2 separate regions of the Homo sapiens genome follow, and region 2 is linked to region 1. The links are chromatin loops, found by intact Hi-C in ENCODE. Cell type or tissue: Calu3. All regions are shown on one strand.

Region 1 (4,000 bases):
CTGCAGTCTTATCTTTCTAGTCTTATTTTTGGATAGTAATCCCTTCCAACTCAGAGTCATGCACCCAGGTACATAAACCTTCAGATATCAGCTTTCTTGGGCATGCCTTGGACTTCCACACCAGCAGTCATTATAGCAAATAAAGAATTTAATAAACACAGAGCTAGCTTAGCAGTAAACAGGAGTTTATTACTCAAATCAGCCTCCCCAGTAGCTCAGAGGCTAGGGTTTTTAAGGATAATTTGGCACGCAGGGGGATGCTGATTGGTTGGGGATGAAATTGCAGAGGTGTGGAAAATGGTCCTCCTGCGCGGAGTCTGCCTCTGGTTGGGGACCACAAGACTGGTTGAGTCATGAGTCAAGGTCCAGGTGGAGTTGGTTACGAGAACACAAAAGTCTGCAAAACACCTCAAAAGACCAATCTCAGATTCTACAATAGTGATGTTATCTATAGGAGCAACTGGGGAGGTCAGAAACCTCGTGACCCTGGCCACATGACCCCCAAGCCCCAAGGAATTATGGAAAAGCAAACCAGGGACTAATGGCAGGTTATCATTTAACTATGCCTATATTTTTAGCAGAATTTAGGCTCCTCCCATAATCCTAATCTCATGGCCTTCTTTAGTTTTACAAAGATAACTTCTGTCCCTGAGCAAGGAGGGGGTTAGTTTTAGGGAGGGACTGTTATCACCCCTGCTTCAAAGTTAAACTATAAACTAAATTTCTCCCATGGTATGCCCAGGAACAAGTGAGGACAGCCAACCTGTGAGGCTAGAAGCAAGATAGACTCAGCCATGCTCGACTTCTCTCATGTCATAATCTTTGCAAAGGCAGTTTCAGTGCCTCATTGATACTTTGATGGTCCATCTCCAAATCACCTGCTCACCATCTCACTTACAGGCATTTATTTTATCTGTAGTGGGCATTTGTGGTGATATATGCTAGTAGCACTACATGTATTCACATCTCTAAGGAGGAGCTTCCAATTTCCTACAAGACCCCAGTCACTGTCAAGGCTGCATAATTCAGGGGTGGTTACTTCACTTAAGTGTATCCATTCACAATGTTTGAACAGGAAAAGAGTCTCTGTAACAGCTGCCTCAGGAAACGTGACAATGAGGAGCCAAAGTCAGTGAATGAGGAAGAAGCCACACAAAGGTATAAGGGATGGAAATGCCTCGTTAGTTTCAAATCTGTGGCTCCAACAGTTTTTGCAGCAAAGCTGCTGAGCTGTGCTTCCAGAGTGTATTAAATAAGACACAGGCTTGGCTATCATAACATAGAAGTCCTAGAGCTCTGACCAACTAGTGGATTGGTTCCCCTTCAAATAAGTGTTCTTCCTGGTCCAATCAGCTGTGGCAGGAGCATCTGGTATGCGGGCTGTGTTTATGTTAAAGAAGAGTAGGATGGTTCCTTGGTACCTGTCTGTTTCTAGGGCTGGTGTGTGCAATGCATCTTAGCTTTGAATGCCAAAGCCTCTCTGTACTCTATGTTCTACTTGGGTTCAAATCTCAGCTCCACTGCTGTCTAACTGTGCGATGCTGAGAAAGTTACTTAGCCCTTCTGCATCTCAGTCTTCTCCTCTTTGAAGCCAAGATAGTAATAATTGCCACACTGGATTATTGAGAGAATAAGTAAGATAACACATGGAGCATGTTTAGAACAGTGTCTAATGCACAATCAGCTCTCAATACACATTGGATAGTGATTACTGTCACCACTCCCTCAGCCATGGCTCTTTTGTGCTGAAGTTGCTCAGCAGAGGTCATCTGCCTTGCTTTTTCATTTGGTAAGCATAACAGTCTCCCTGTGAGACCTCTTCTTGGGATCTCGCTTCTCTTTTTGTAAAACCCTCTTTGCACTCTGCAGGGTGCTGTGTTTATAAGTCCTCTGTATATATTCTTTACCTAATCATTCCCATTGTCAAGAATCTTTCAATGGCAAGTATCGTAATACATGATTCGAATTTGCTTGATCAATAAAAACATTTTCTGGCTTTGTAACAAACAGTCCATATTTGAGACTCATGCATATGAGACTTGATTTGCCAGCTCAATCTCAGCTTCAAGAACTTAGTTTCTGTTTTTTCTATTCTACTTTCTTGGGTGTCAGTTTAATCCTAAGGATGGTGGGAAAGAAAAAAAATTATTGCAAAACTAGTTAAAGGAGTAAAGAAGACTTTATTCATGAGTATTGCAGTAGTGGGGAGAGATCAGGCTCAAATTTGAGTACAACAAGGACAAGTGGGGATTTATAGCCAAGGAACAGGATGAGGGTGTCAGTGGATTGGAAATTACTAAGAGGAGAGACATCAGGGGTAGGGGATTCTTGCTAAACTGGCCTAACAAGATTCTTGCTAATTGCAGGAAAGTGAGGGTTGAGAAACTTGATATCAAGTGTGATGCCATATCAAGGGTGGGAAGTAATTTAGCAGGATTCTTACCAAAACTCGGCTGGGCAGGCCAAAGACAAGCCAGGGGTCAAGGTCAAGGCCTAGGTGAAAAGAGAGCTCAGAGGAGCTTGACTAAAGTTGGGTCACAGGGAGTCTTTGTAAGTGGCTCCTCTTGTGGTTTAAAACGGCTGCTGGCACCTCCTTAGTCCATGCGTTCTTTAATCAAAGCCAGCAGCAAAACCAGGAATAACTTTGTCCTTAATTCCCAGGAAAAAGTCCAAAGAATCACTTATATCAGATCAGCTTATTCACGTGTGATCCTCTGGACCAGGAGGTTGGCTGTGCTGGTTTGTTTAGCATTGTCACTTGATCCACTCCTACAGCCAGGAAAGGAAGTGATAGCCTCTAAGTTGTGAAGCTCCCAAACAAAACTTGGGCCCAGGCTCATCCCTAAATATGTGGGGATCCCAGGAAAGAATATAAATAGAAGCCCACCCTCCATATGTATGAAGATTTTTAAGTTATCAATCAAGCTAACAAACAGTTTAATAAAATATGTTCTACCTGCCCTGGGTTGCCAGATTAAAAAGACTTCCTAAATTTTTAGTTGCTTAATCTGGCAACCCCACTTCTACCTTGAAAAATGCCTTCATAGTTACAACACATTGAAGAATAAGGGTGAAGCTGCCTGTGAGTCCCTCTGATGTCACCCAGGAGAGCACAAAGAGAAGCAGGGAAGGGGTTCTCCTTGTTCGTGGGAATAATGTTTTGTTATGCCAAAACCTACCACATTCTTCCTATCTGGGAAGAAGATGTGTGTAATTTGTCTTTTATGTTACCTAAAAGCTTCCATCGCTGAGTTCTTCCTGCTCTCCACAGCACTGTCTTTCTCTGACTTCAACAGTGGGGCACCCTCAGATCTTCCTGGCATTCAGGCCCATCTGCATGTTGTTTTGAGGAAACATGACTGGAGAGGTGGAGAAGCATTTCCCTGGGGCCTGAACTGTATTAGCCACAGAAGCAGACTAGGTCATGCTGTGCCAGGGCTAAGCACCAGATCCACATGATAGAGGCAGCTATGTATTCTGTCATAAGTGTATTCTTATGCATATGTTTGTGATTTGTAGAACTCTCTCAAGCTGAGGGCACAGGCCAGAGGCCTTTTGTGTCAGGTCTAGGGACAGCACTGGGCTTTTTCATTCTAGACATACATACAGCAAGACCACGTTTCCTAACCTCTTTGGGCCATGTGATAGAGTTATGGCTAGTGAATGTTGGCTACTTCTTGCCCTGACCCATGAAAATCTTCCACAAAATTCTTTGCACTCTCTTTTTCCCCATTCACTGGATAAATGGAAAAGATTCTAAAACCCTAGTGGAGAATAGGATAACAGATGGAATAACTTCAATACCTGAATGACTGCCTGGAGCAGAGCCTCCCTTCAACTTCCACCTCCAATTGAATTTTACCCAAGCAAGAGATCTCTGTGATGTCAAGCTGCTGAGCTGTTGGTTTTTCTCTGTTAAGCAAATTGTACTACCTTAACTTGTGCAAGGGATGACGTGAAGAGGGATAGAGAGAATGTTTGCTGGTGTGGCAACTAATAA
Region 2 (4,000 bases), 140 kb before region 1:
TCCATGGGTCCACCTCCGTAATCCAGCGAGGAGGGCAGGACCCGCAAGACAGGTCACATTTCACAAATGGGGAGACCAAGACCCAGGAAGGGGGCAGGATTTGCCCTGAATCAAAGAGCAACTTTTTCCTACCATAGTGACTTCAATAAATCAGACCACGATCCCCCTCCCTCCAGACACGACCCCCCACAACCTATTTCTAAGGGAGCTTATTTCCCCCAGCTTAGTTCAGGTGTTCCTGGCTTTGTGTGGCTATAAAAGAATTGGATTTAGCTCTGTTTGGCTTCCCTGTTCTCTTCCTGACAGCGCTATTTAATGGACAAACAGTTTGTTTTATTTATCTGACAGGGTTTCTTCACATTGTTTCGGGTTATCAGCCCTCCCCTGCAGATCATATTACAGCTTGTGCCGGGTTCGACCCTCAGTAGGGTTCACTCTAAATCAGATCCTTATCCTCACTGCAGTGATAAATAGAGCGGCCTGGAAGCCCACAGCCAGGTTATTTATTTAGTACCTCCGTGGATCATGTTTTATACAGCCGGGACTTCGTGTCAGGCCTTTACGGATCCAGCTTAAGTTGCATTCAGGAACTAAAACCCAAAGCCCCTTAAATAATGCTAACTTAATAGCTGACATTTTTATGAAATAAGTCTGTGTGGAGGGGGCAGAAAGGGGGCAATGCGGACAGAGAGCTGGAGCTGAGTTTCAGTGTGTGTGTGGCAGGGGTATCTGAACGCGGGTGGAGATTGGAGAGGATAGGGAGGCTTTGATTCTCTGGTTTATTTCAAACTAACAGAATATTTTGCTTTTAAGTGAGGTCTCTCATGGAGGTCTATAGTTCTTGTTTTTTTGTTTGTTTGTTTTATTTTAATGAGATAAAAAAGGAAGAGTCGGAGTTGAGATAATGTTTCTTAGGGAGCCACACAAATTAGGGATGGGGTCTTTCACTGGGCGGGGGGCAATTTATTTTATTTATTTTAAATTTTTAAGACAGGGTCTTGCTCTGTCACCCAGGCTGGGGTGCAGTGGCATGATCGCTGCTCATTGCAACCTCCTGCAGCAAGCGATTCTTGTGCCTCAGCTCCCAAGTAGCTGGGACTACAGGTGCACGCCACTACGCCCAGCTAATTTTTGTATTTTTGGTAGAGACGGGGTTTTCCCGTGTTGGCCAGGCTGGTCTCGAAGTCCTGGCCTCAACTGATCCTTTCATCTCGACCTCCCAAAGTGCTGGGATTACAGGCATGAGCCACCATGCCTGGCCAGGGGGCAATTTATGTAGTGGTGGAGGGAGGAAGCATTCTCTCTGAGAATCATCTTGTCAGAACCATCTGGCTGGGGGCGGTGCACAAGAACCATCTGCTGGGAGCCTCATTTCCATCCTGTTCCTTAAATGCAAACTTTTGACGTTATCCATAAATGAAGTCACACACACAATCACTGCAATGTGGGTACACGAAATGTGTTATTTTGACAAGAGTTAACATTTAACATACTCAAATTCATTTATTTTGCAATTGACTTATGGTATTTCTCCATTTTCGAATATACTAGAAGTCAAAAACAGAAAAAAAAATGAGCCTCATGTTTTTCAACCTTCAACCTTCAAGGATCTAGAGGGGAGGAAATGAAAACATCTGCCTTCATAAAGGTGCTGCTCTTTCCTTCCAGGATTCCCCAGGGCATCCTTGGAGTGCCCCCAGTTTGAATTGGAGATAAAAGGTATGGTCTTGTTGAAATTGCCCCCAAATTGAGCTGCACCTTCCAATTGAGGCAGAAAGAATCGCCTTTTGATACGTTCCACAATTGGAATGCAAATTCTCTCCCATCTCCTAGACACCTGGGCCTGCCCCCATTTTTCTTGACTGTAATCTGTTTAGCTTGTGCATAAAATGGCAAAAACAAAGAGTCTTTCTGTAAAAGAAAAAGAAGAGGAAAGAAAGTAGATTCTGTGTCCTCTTCCTTAGTCCTTGCCAAATCTTTGCTCCCAGGCCTCGGCAGGTGGCAGTGTACATGAGTCATGCAGTCTATCTTTCTGTTTTGTTTGTTATTAACCACTGAAATGATGGCACCATTCCTGGAGTTAGGCCTTCAACCAAAGAGCTGGGCCATCCGTGGCAATGCCTCCCAGGCTTGGGAGCTGGGAAAAGGCCCCAGGAGCTAGGGCATCCTGATTGTTCTTTCAAAGAAATCCCTCTTGTTCTTAGTCAACATGCTGGATACCAGCTAAAAAATGCAAAATGATCTTCAGGCAGGGATGGCACAGGACCCTTGCTGAGCTGTGAAGCCTGGCTGTGAGGATTCCTGCATGGAAACATCAACATGTTGCCAGATTGGTATACGACTCAACACCACACTGGTATGTAACCAGCTTAGAGGTCTGGGGGTTTTAGGGAAGCTGGGAAGTATTATTGCATGTTAGAGCTTGAGAACACAGGGCAGGCCAAAAGGTTAGGTTCTGATATGTGTGAAGGTTGAGTACCCGGCCCGGCACCTAGACAATGCTTCAGTTTGGCTTGCAACCAACAGGACACAACAGTGAAGGTACCCATTGCTGGGGGAAGAGGAGTAGGAGGCTGTGGTCATCACGGTTGGGGAAGGAAGCCATAGTTGAAACCACATGTAAATAATTAGGAAGAAAAAAGACCATGGTGTCATATAGATTTGTAAATCTCTAAAAATGAGGATGGTTAGGGGTACTGAAAAGAATTAAGTATTGTCATGAAATGCTTTCCTCCACTGTACATTAATTTTATTTAAAAACTCTTATATAAGCATTTACTTTGTATCAGGCACTGTTTTGAACGCTGTGCAAGTATGAGCTCTCCTACGCCTCATTACAAACCTATGAGCTAAGCACTTTTAGGTCATCACTGTTTCAGGATCTGGAAAATGTGGTCCTGGAAGGTTAAGTCACTTACCTGAAGTCACCTAGCTTCCACGTGGGATTCACATGCAGGCAGCCCTGCTTGAGTTCACGGCCTCTCTACAAGACTCAGGCAGCAGATCTTGGATTCAAAGTGCTTAGAATACATTGCTTTCCCAGGAGCCACATTCAAGATGGGCTCATGTGATTCTTTGCTGTCCTTTTCAGGATCTGTCCTTGCCTCCAAGGCCCCAAATCTTCAGTCTTCATGGTTGACATCTGTTTATTTAATCTGGGATGTCTGCTGTGCAATGACGCCCTGTCTTTCTAGTTCTTGTTGGTTGGTCTGATTGAACCACAGGCCTCTCTTCGTGCGCTTCATTCTTCTCTGCTCAGCTGGTATCTCTGTTTTTGGAAGGCAGGTGTGAATCCTTACACTCAGCTCTCGAGGTCATTCATTTCTTCCATCTTCCTGCTCCTGATCCAGCCTCCATGACCTGCCTGCAGATAGCATTGCTACCCATGTCTGTTGGGTAATGGATAGATATTCAAGGAATGTTTGTTGAATGAATGCATGAGTGAATAAATGACAAATAAACTAAGCCTCTGCCAAAAGCCAAGCCCCTACACCTGCTTTCCTGTGGCGAGCTCCCACTTGAGACAATTATCCAAACACATTAATTCCTGAAAGAAAGAGCAGCCAGGAGTTCATTCCTTAGAGCAGAAAACACAAAAGGTTAAAAGTGGCTCTTTCTTTGAGTCCCCGACTGTGATTTCAGCACAGAGTGCAAACTCATTCCAGCTGGAAGGATTCCATTGTTGACATCTACAAAGCATTTGGAAAATCCTCATGGAGAAAAATGCTGGCAAAATCATGTAAGAAAAAAACGAATGAAATCTATAAATTTTATTATAATCACATGAAAGTGACATTTGTTTATGGCCAAAGACTAGAAAGGAACATGAAATATCAACATGGCTTATTGTTTAGTATATTACAATTTGAATTTTTAAAAATACCTACTGATGATTGTTGTTGGCATGTGTGTGAATGCATGTTCATGTGTGAGTGTGCATGTGTGGAGAATAACAGGCTATGAAAAGATTGTACCATCATCCAAGGGAACTTTGCACTAA

Evidence for each region. Hi-C counts contacts between places; a loop is a spot of excess contacts. Peaks named below come from ENCODE experiments on the same cell type or tissue, not always from the same donor. Only the 100,000 strongest peaks of a DNase experiment are listed, where the experiment ranks them.
Region 2: a loop joins it to region 1, with 2.7 times the contacts of the local background. A loop is called at or near these places in 1 of 110 quality-filtered maps.

What each region holds. Positions count from the first base shown.
Region 1 is chr16:51,382,537-51,386,536 of GRCh38, reverse strand. No RefSeq gene overlaps it. Among named protein-coding and RNA genes, the nearest start is that of SALL1, 230 kb to the right of the region's middle. In Calu3, no CTCF peak of the experiment used is centred here; a DNase peak (open chromatin) is centred at 2,376.
Region 2 is chr16:51,523,220-51,527,219 of GRCh38, reverse strand. It overlaps LOC102723323 (a long non-coding RNA gene), which reads left to right and starts at 2,087. Exons shown (of 4, transcript XR_933558.3): 1 at 2,087-2,356. RefSeq lists an enhancer at 206-935. In Calu3, CTCF peaks have their summits at 1,779 and 1,978; a DNase peak (open chromatin) is centred at 1,999.